Regions from separate parts of the Homo sapiens genome. Here region 2 is linked to region 1. A link is an interaction called in ENCODE POLR2A ChIA-PET data of the cell type or tissue named here. Cell type or tissue: HepG2. All regions are shown on one strand.

Region 1 (5,000 bases):
CTTCTGTGGAGTTGGAAATGGGGTAGAAGATAGATAAGGTCAAGGCTTAAAAGTTAAGTGCACCCAACATCTGAAGCGTCCATGGGCCTGGCATGGTGGCTTTCGCCTGTAATCCCAGCACTTTGGGAGGCTGAGGCAGGAGGATCCCTTGAGCTTAGGAGTTTGAGACCAGCCTGGGCAACATACTGAGACCCAGTCTCTACAAAAAATAAAAAATTAGCTGGGTGTGGTGTCTCATGCCTGTAGTCCCAGCCACTCAGGAGATGGGAAGATGGCTTGAGTCCAGGAGATCTAGGCTGCAGTGAGCTAAAATCTCACCACTGCACTCCAGCCTGGGTGACAAAGCAAGACCCTGCTCAAAAAAATAGTTAGATATAAATATTAATATAGATACCTATATATATCTGAATATAGATATCTATATATACTCTGTATATAGTTATTTAGATATATAAATATATATGATATATATTTAGAGAGATATATATTTAGAGAGATATATATTTAGAGATTTATATATATTTTATATATATTTAGAGATATATATCTCTAAATATATATCTCTCTCTAAATATATATATATCTCTCTCTAAATATATATATATCCCTAAATATATTAAATAAATAAAAGAAATAAAAGAAAGCTCAGTTTGGCCTCCTGCTTGTCCTGTCTCCTCATCCCCTCTTCCCCCTCCATCATTTTATTTCCTTGCCCCATGTTTCTTCACTGCGGCCATGTCCCCCCTCCTCTCCAATGATGGATGTCATGTCTGCTGCAGTCAGAGGGCGACAAGCCTGGAGTGTTCCCTGAAGCCTGTGGTTTGTGGTTTGTCCTGCAGCTCAGGCTGCCCAGGCCTCACCAGCAATCCTGGCGGGCAGGGCACCACACTGGGATGGAGAGGGGGAAGCTGGAGGAGGCACTTTCTGGTAAAGAAAGCAAAAGCCAGCAGTGCCCAGGCCAATTTCAACAGGGAGTTAAATAGCACCTTAATCCTGTGGCAGGACAGCTCATGGGGCCATGTGTGCTCTTAGAAAGACTCACATGCACGCATGCACGGCAGCAATGACTCCATACTCACGTTCCCCTGCAGACACCAGGCCCCCACAGCCGGCACACACACTGCAGCCCCAGTTCCATGTTGCTAGCAGTGGCTTAGTGAATGAGTAAAGTTCTTAAAATGCAGGGGACACCTGCCCTTCATTCATAAGGCTGGACGTACACCTCTCCTTAAGGAGTTCAAGAGCTAGTGGAATCCCAATTCATACGGTAGAGCCATTCACAGATGAGAGAGACAAGCCAGAAGGAAGGAACCAAAAGTCATGTCAGCAGTTAGGACAAAATAACAGGCTTTCAAGGTCACAAAGCCTCAGGGACACTCCTGCGGTGGGACTGGGCTAGGAGCCATGGGGGCTCCAACTGTGCGCTCTGCCTGCCAGCCTGTGGGTGCTGGGGCTCCACGAAGATTGTTGTGGAATACCAAGCATGCTTGCTGTAGGTCACGGTGCACGTTTACTACTTCCAAGACAAACAGCCGAGAACAAAGCTCGCTTTAGCTTCTGCGTACACCGAACGGGACACACGACTGAACAGCGTTCCCATTGTGCCTGCTGGGTGGGGAGGAAGTGATGGCCCAGTGGGTCTATCAGATGTTAGTAGGATGGGGCCTGGCGGGGCTCCAGGCTCTGTGTGGCCGACACCCACGCCCCCCGCTCTGCTCCCCATTCCCAGCCCCAGGTCAGCCCTGCGAGGCCCTGCAGCAGATGGGCTGCTCAAACTGCTCTGGTTTGCAGATTTTTCTTCCCTCTCAAATGAATACAATATGTTTTCAAGTCTCAACCAGATCTTGAGAAAATAGGAAGAGCCAGAGGGTTTCTTTGGTGTTATGGTTGTACAGCTTCCCAGACTCCGGGGGAGAGATGTGATTTGTGCTTTCTGGCAATCCCATGGCGTATTAAATTTTCATAGGCTTTCCAGTTTAAATTTAGGGTAGGCAATGGAAGGGAACGCAAAACAGATTTCTAGGTGTACTGTGTGTGTGTCTCCCACGTCTAAAGTCTGTTAACTGGAGCACCCAACAGGCCCCACAGGCTGCCTTCACACAGAGGACCTGGGGCGCCTCCGACCCATTGGGGTGAGCAGTGGGCCATGGAGGGAGCCAGGGTCAGGAGACCTGGTTGTGGGCCTGACCTGACCCTGCTCAGGGTGGCCTCAGGTGGGCCGTTCACCTCGTCAGCCTCAGCTTACCCTCTGACTACAGTGACCTCAGACAAAATACGCTTCCTGGCCCTGTCCAGTTCTGACTTTTTATAAACAAGCACTTATCCAAGTTAAAGGGATATTTTCAATATCTACTGAGTCCACAGATATTAAATATCTCCTCTCTTCTTTAAAATTGTGGCATTATCTTTAGAATATAAAAGGAAAATAACACACACTCTCCTTGAAAATAGAGAGCCTAAACACTCTGCAGGAAATATTTAAAGCTATAGTTTTTGTTTGTTTGTCTTGAATGCAAGTGGCCTGGACTTTGACTTGCTTTGAGTCTTTGACCTTCATGACTTCAGTACAGTTCAACCCTGACAGTTTTGAAGTAGGTATGTGCCTAGATCTGCCCTAGTCCCTGCTGGAATGTTGAAGAAGCAAAGGTCCAGGCCCTCAGAGCACTTGCCACGTACTTGCCAACAGATACGGGGCGGAGACTTGAGTCAACGTAAGAGCAAGTGTGTGCCGGGTGATCCGACACTGCAGAGCGCCAGCTAGACCCTAAGCGTGTGCTAGGGGCTGACCAAGCCGTTCTTTCCTCAAAAACTTGGTGGGGAGGGTATTTTTAAAATCACACAAATATTTAAGTACAGATTATGATGACTGCCTCAAAGCAGTGGCTCTTCAGCTTCATCAAGCTTCAGAGTCCAGAGGGTTTGTTCATATGGAAGGCTAGGCCTGTCTCCTGCATTTCACCCTCTTGGCCTGGGGGCGGGACCCAAGAATGTGTGGCTCTAAAAGGTTCCCAGGCAATGCTGAGGCTGCTTTCTGAAGGAAAAACTGCAAGATACCAGGAGAGTTTCATTTAGATTGAAGAGTCGAGGAAGGCTCCTCTGAGAAAGAGTCTGCTAAGGAAGGAGGAGGTGGGTTCTGGGGACAGAGGTTCTCCCGTGGGTAAGGGTGGAGGGAAGCTCTCCTGGGGAGAAGGTGGGCAGGAGGACCAGAGGCTGGAGGGAGGAGGGCAGTCAGCCTCGGGGCTTCCCAGGAACAGGGACGGCCAGGGCAGGGTTTAGGGCAAGGAAAGCGTGTGAGCATATTTGTATTTTAGTAAATATTTACAGTTTGCCCTCCATGTCTGCAGTTTCATATCCATGGATTCAATCAACCACAATGAAAAACGTTGGGGAAAAAAATTGCATCGGTACTGAACATATACGGACTTTTTTTCTTGTCATTATTCCCTAAACAATACAGCATAACAATTATTCACATAGCATTTGCACTGTATTAGGTACTATAGGTAATCAGGAGATGCTGTAGATGGGAGGATGTCTGTAGGTTACACACAAATGCTGTGCCACTTTATATCAGGGGCTTGAGCATCCTCACATTTTGATATTTAAGGGAGGTCCTGGAACCAATTCCCCAGATACTGAGGGTCCACTGTCTGTGTCCCCTCGCCCCACCTTGCCTTTGTCTCCTGTCTCCTATCTCCACCCTGCCTCCCGCCAGCCTGTTGCTCCTGACCTGCCCGGGCACCCTGGAGCAGCACCCTATCTCAGAGCCTGGCTCAGTGTGTTCACTTCTGCAGAGAAACTAACTTGCCCAAGTCCACACTCAAAACATAGGCATTGCTGAGATGTGAAAAGCAGCTGTGGATGCTTTCTGCTACAGTCTGTGTGTTCTTTTCCATATCTGAATAAAAGGTCACCACCATTTGTATTTTAAAGAGAAAGAGAATTTATGGGTGGAAATTGGGGATTCCCTCATTCTCAGTCAGACAGAAAAGAGGGCCCCATTGTGTGCCTGATTGCAAATAAATTTAGCTTCCTCAGCCCAAGAATAGCAGAAGGGTTAAAATAAAGTCTGTATTTATGGCTCTGTCAAAGGAAGGCCCCTGCCTTGGCAGCCAGCCGGAATTAGCAGGGCAGCAGATGCCTGACTCAGTGCAGCATGGATTTCCCATAGGGAGCCTGGGGGCACAGCACAGAGAGACCACTTCTCTTTAGAAATGGGTCCCGGGCAGCCAGGCAGCCTTTAGTCACTGTAGATTGAATGCTCTGTCCATTTCAAAACCTGGGACTGGTCTATTGAAAGAGCTTATCCAGCTACTCTTTGCAGAGGTGCTGTGGGCAGGGTCCCCAGCCCAAATGCCCACCCATTTCCCAGAGCACAGTCAGGGCCAAGCCTGGCCTGTGGGGAAGGGAGGCCTTTCTCCCTGCTGGCTCGGTGCTCCCCGGATGCCTTCTCCATCGCTTGTCCTCTGCAGCACCCACAGCCAGCGTTCCTGATGTGCAGGGTCAGTCATTACCCAGGGTGTTCCGGACCCCACACAGATTCCTACAGGCCCTCATGATATTTTAAAACACAGCATCCTCAACCTTGAGGCGGAGGTCTTCATAACAAAGATACTATCAGTTCCCAAACTCAGAGATCAGGTGACTCCGACTCCTCCTTTATCCAATGTGCTCCTCATGGCCACTGTTGCCTGGGCCTCTCTGTCATGGGGAATCCCCAGATGCACCCAGGAGGGGCCCTCTCCCACTGCATCTGTCACTTCACAGCCCTGCGTAAACGTCCCTGTGCTAGGTCTTTTGCAGGCACAGCTTTTCCTCCATGAGTACGTATTTTGAAACTCAAGATCGCATTCATGCGTCTTCACCTGGAAGGGGTCCATGTGCCCCTCCTTCTGGCCACCATGCGAAGCCACACTGACGTGCCTCTCCCTCCCTCCAGGAAGCCTACGTGATGGCCAGCGTGGACAACCCCCACGTGTGCCGCCTGCTGGGCATCTGCC
Region 2 (5,000 bases), 54 kb after region 1:
ATTCTTTTCTGCCTGTCTTATTTCAGAAAGACAGTCTTCAAGCTCTGAGATTCTTTCCTCCACTTGGTTTATTCTACTCTTCTATTAATACTTGTGGCTCCATTGTGACATTCTCGTGTTGTGTTTTTCAGCTCCATCAGGTCAGTTATTTTGCTCTGAAAACGAGCAATGCTGGTTTTCAGTTTCTGTATTGTTTTATTATAATTCTTTGCTTCTTTGTGTTAAGTTAAAACATGCTTTTTTAGCTCAGCAAAGTTTTTTATTACTCACCTTCTGAATCCTACTTCTGTCATTTCAGTCATCTCAGCCTCAGCCCAGTTCTGTGCCCTTCCTGGAGAGGTGTTGCAGTCATTTGAAAAAAAAAGGGACTCTAACTTTTTGAGTTCTCAGCATTTTTGCGTTGATTCCTTCTCATCGTTGCGGGCATATCTACCTTCAATCTTTGAGGTTGCTGACATTTGAATGGAGTCTTTTTGTTGTTGATGTTGTTGATGTTTGTTTTTCTTTTAACAGTCAGGCCACTTTTCCACAGGGCTACTGTGGTTTGCTAGGGGTCCACTCCAGACCTAGCTGCTTCAGTCCTTCCTGCACCTGGAGGTATCACCAGTGAAGGCTGCAAAACAGCAATTATGACAGCCTGCTCCTTCCTCTTGGAGCTCTGTCTCAGGGGGACCCTGACCTGATGTTGGCCCAAACAGTCTTGTAGGAGATGTCTGGAGACCCTTCTTGGGGGGTCTCACTCAGTCAGGAGGAACAGGATCAGGGACCCACTTAAAGAAGCAGTCTGGCTGCCCCTTGGCAGAGCAGGTGCACTGTGCTGAAGGGAACCTCCCTCATGCAGACTGTCTGGACTTTCTAGAACCAGGAGGCTGGAAAAACTAAGAGTTGGCTCAATGGCAGAGACAGAGGCTGCTCCTCCCCCTGGGGGCTCCATCCCAGGGAGATCAGATTTCTGTCCATATAACCCTAGCTAGAGTTGCTGAAATTCCCACAGGGAGGCCCTGCCCAGTAAGGAGGGATGGACCGGGGTCCCACTTAAAGAAGCAGTCTGGCCACAGTCTGGCATAGCAATGTGCCGCATTGTGGGGAGCGCCTCTCAGTCTGGACCACTCAGGCTCCCCAGAGCCAGCAGGCTAGAACAGCTGACTCAAACCAGAGAGATGGTGGCCGCCACTCCCCCCTGGGGAACTCAGTCCATCTTAGGCAGTCTCCAGCTTGCTGCCACTAGCTGTCTAGAATGTCAAGCCAGTGGGTCTTAAATTGTGAGGTGCAGCAGAGGGGCCACAGAATGATGCCACTTGGCTCCCCTAGATTTAGCCCCCTTCCTAGGGGAATTCTGCCTTGCCAGAATTACCGGGGCTAGAGTATGCAAAACTCCTGGGTCTCCACATGTGCATGAGTGGCCACTCCACTGAGACTCCACACAGCTCTGTGCTTTGGACCTAATGCCCCGGTGGAATGGGCTCACGAGGGGATCTCCTGATCTGCAGGTTTGCAAAAATCCATGGGAAAAGCATGGTTTCCCAGACACGGTCGCACAATCACTCACCACCTCCCTTGGCTGGGTTGGGGGCTCCCCTGGCTCTGCCACTCTCAGGAGACCCATACCCCACCCTGTACTTCATTGCTCTCTGTGGGTTGAGCACTACATCTCGTCAGTCCCAATCAGTCCCAGTGTAAGAACCTGGATATGTCAGTTGAAGATGGAGAATTCACTCCTTTTATTTATTTTCATTTTTCAAGACTGTCTTGCTCTATTGCCCAGGCTGGAGTGGCGGATCTCAGCTCACTGCAGCCTCGGCTTCCTGAGCTCAAGTGATCCTCTCACCTCAGCCTCCCAAGTATCTGGGACTATAGGCAGTTACCACCTCGTCCAGCTAATTTTTGTAGTTTTTGTAAAGACAGGATCTCCTTATGTTGCCCAGGCTAGTCTTGAACTTCTGAACAATCCTCCCACTTGAACCTCCCAAAGTGCTAGGATTACAGTTCTGAGCCACTGTGCCCAGCCTTCTCTTTTTATTGACTTATAAAAGTTCATTATTTATTCTGGATTTTCATTTTTAATTTTCTGATCACATGGATTATACATTGTAAATATTATCTTTGGTAAAATGTAATTTTAAATTTTTTACATCAACTTTATTTTTTGATAAATGTGATGCTTTGTACATCTTGCTTTAGAAGGCCCTCATTTTCCCCATAGACATAAATGTTCTCCCATATTCTTGTCTAGCTCCAGGGAACTTTCATTTTTGACTTCATGACTCCAGCAGAAGACTGCCTCTGGCTGCCCCCAATGTGGCTGCTTCTCTCATTCCAGGCCCAACCTTCAGTTGGCATTTCCAGGCCCAAGTCCCAGCCCGCCAGGCCTGCCATCCTCATTGCCATCTGCTCACGTCCACCCTTACAATCGCCTATTGCTCCCAGCATCTCAGCGTGTGATGAAAGGTGGATGGAAGCATTCCCAGTGCCCCCACCGCCTTCAGAATGCAGGCCCTGACTTTCTAGCTCTGGCGAAGAAAAGCCTCCCACCACCCATGGCACCTGGAGACCGAGGAGCAACCTGGGTCTTGAAGGGTGGGAGATGCATGCAATCCCTGGACAGCTCTAAAAGATGCTTCTCTGGTGCTTCCAGGCAGAGAACTAGCAGCAGCGGGTGGTTGCAAGGGTCTGGAAAATCTTGGCGGGCTCGGTCACAGCCTGCACAATCTTTCCCAGAGAATTGCCACAGCCCTGTTGGAAGAATCAGCCCTACCACCAGGCCTCTCTTCTTCCAGGGCCAGCTCCCTCACCCACCGCAGGCCTGGGAAGCCCCTTAGGACTCCCCACTTCTCTGGAGCCTGGGCAGACCTCTTACTACTGCCCTTTTTCCACAGGAGAGAACTCTTTCCTCTGTCCTTGTCTGTCTCTGCTGGGCATCTGACACGTTCACCTGGGCTGCACCTTGAGGAACACTCTGCCTAAGTCCCAGGTCAACAAGGAAGGGAGAAGGTCACTTAGGAATGAATCTGGCACAAATCACAGAAAACAATGTGATTCCAAAACGTTCACGCTTTAAACAAAAAGGGGTTAATTTCCTTACTTAGGATAAGCCCCAAGGGAGTCAGCCCAGGGCAGATGGAAGAGCTCAGCATCGCCCAGAGGCACCGCCCTGACTGTGCCAGCTTTCATCATCGTACCAGCTTGCAAGGTTGCTGCTGCCCCTCAGCTGACAAGTTAGAATTCCAGGCAGGAAGATGAGGGACGAGGAGAGAGGAATGGTGAGTGAACCCAGCCCCGTTGGATCAGAAAACCTAGACGCCGGGTTGTGTATCATCTGCCAGGTCACTGGCCCCAGATAAAGAGAGCTGCCCGAGTTTCGTAGGGCAGCCGCGTTCCTCCAACCTGGGTTGAGGAGGTCACCCTCCCGGGATTAAGGGTTTCCACCAATGACCCTAACAGCTGGGGCTACTGTTAGCAGAAAATAAGAGGGAAGAAATGTAGCTGGGCAGACAGTACCCAGGGCACACACAGGAGAAACCCAAGGGAGAACAGGGCCACGGCAGTGGACACACTCTCTAGGCTGGAGGTCGGGGCCCCATCGCAGCCTCCGTCAGGCAAGGTGGGAGATGGAGGCTGGACATGAGCCTGCGCAGTGGGTCAGGGTGCGTTCCCAGGCTTCTGGGGATGCCAGGGATGTCACACTCCCACAGCTCTGTGGAGCAGAACACCAGGGGGCTAATGGGGGCCCAGAGAGCAGAGTCCAACCCATCAGGAAGGCCCTGGGAAACAGGAGCAGGAGGGTGAAGAGAAGGCCTAGAGAGCAGCCTCGGGAGGAAACTCACAGGCACGGGGCAGCCCAGGCAGGGCTCCAGGCGGAGGTAACCAAACCCAAGGTCCGCTGCTCGCTGCTCGAATCCAAACACACGAGAGAACTGGTGGGAGGAAAAGAGTGCCAGCAAGCCAAGAAGATGGCCAACTAGCATCCTACAGCACCACCTCGAGTCGCTACAAACTTTAGGCTATTTTATGTTAAGGGCAGGAGACAGAGGAGGGGGTTGGGATCAAGAGGTAATGGAGGACCGCAGACACCTGGGAGCCAGCACGGGTCCAAGAAGGTGGAGAATGGCTTTGTCACAGTGCTCTTGGTTACAGTGCTCTTGGTCAGGTCACAGTGCTCTTGGAAATCTTTCACAAAACATAGTTGTTTACATACTTCTCCTTTAGTCCCAAAGCTAGTTTTAAAAACTACATGATTGCTGTTAATTTTCTCTGTACTCTAAAATTATCCTCCCCTACGTGCAAGAATGGGTAAAGACCCCTTAAAAATGGAGTTGTGTTCTTTTGCTGTTTCACTGTCATAGCATTACAGAGGAAAGCCGTGACTTTGGAGACATAGAGGGGCTCCGCATTGCTCCCAGGTGCGCCCCAGGAGTTCTGGGAACAAGATCAGGGCAGGAAGGCCGATTCTAGACCTCACACCCGGCGGGAGCGAGCTCTGCCCTTGCCGGAAGTGACCAGGTTGCGGTTGCGGTTGCAGTTGCAGCTGACCTGCACTAAGGCAGCCCGGCTGCAGAGGGAGAGCCTGGGAAGTGCAGGTAATGCAGTCCTCAGGCCTCCTCCACACCCCATTTCAGTCATGCAGACCCCAAACCCTGCGGGGCTCTGTGCCAGGGGCTTCAGGCCTGCGGTGGCTCTAGCGGGAAGGTGGGGAAGAATACCCTCTTTTCTTGACTCACCATGACCCCCGGCCCAGCCTCCTGATTTGGGTTTGATTTTCTCCATTGTACCAGACTTGGGCACTCTCTGGCTTATTTGTGCATCATCGCCTCCACTCCCTGTGGGAGCGCTGCACTCACGGGGGCAGCCTGGGGTGTGGAAGGCCTGAGAGCCCTGCAGACCGCTCATGCTTCAGGCCCCATGGCCAGGACCTGGAACCCCTTTGCTTTTTCCCTGCCCCCTTCTTCCCACCTAGAATTCTAACGTTTGCCTGGAGGTGCAGCAGCCATCTTGCAACCAGG

Evidence for each region. Peaks named below come from ENCODE experiments on the same cell type or tissue, not always from the same donor. Only the 100,000 strongest peaks of a DNase experiment are listed, where the experiment ranks them.
Region 2: POLR2A ChIA-PET joins it to region 1 with 5 read pairs; 2 of 35 experiments call an interaction of 5 or more read pairs at or near these places.

Annotation. Positions count from the first base shown.
Region 1 is chr7:55,176,354-55,181,353 of GRCh38, forward strand. EGFR (epidermal growth factor receptor) reads left to right here. Exons shown (of 28, transcript NM_005228.5): 20 at 4,940-5,000. It overlaps EGFR-AS1 (EGFR antisense RNA 1), which reads right to left. Exons shown (of 2, transcript NR_047551.1): 2 at 3,397-5,000. Among named protein-coding and RNA genes, the nearest start is that of EGFR-AS1, 10 kb to the right of the region's middle. RefSeq lists an enhancer at 4,847-5,000. In HepG2, no CTCF peak of the experiment used is centred here; DNase peaks (open chromatin) are centred at 1,568 and 2,628; H3K4me3 peaks cover 3,227 bases.
Region 2 is chr7:55,230,801-55,235,800 of GRCh38, forward strand. No RefSeq gene overlaps it. Among named protein-coding and RNA genes, the nearest start is that of ELDR, 22 kb to the right of the region's middle. In HepG2, no CTCF peak of the experiment used is centred here; no DNase peak of the experiment used is centred here; H3K27me3 peaks cover 2,739 bases.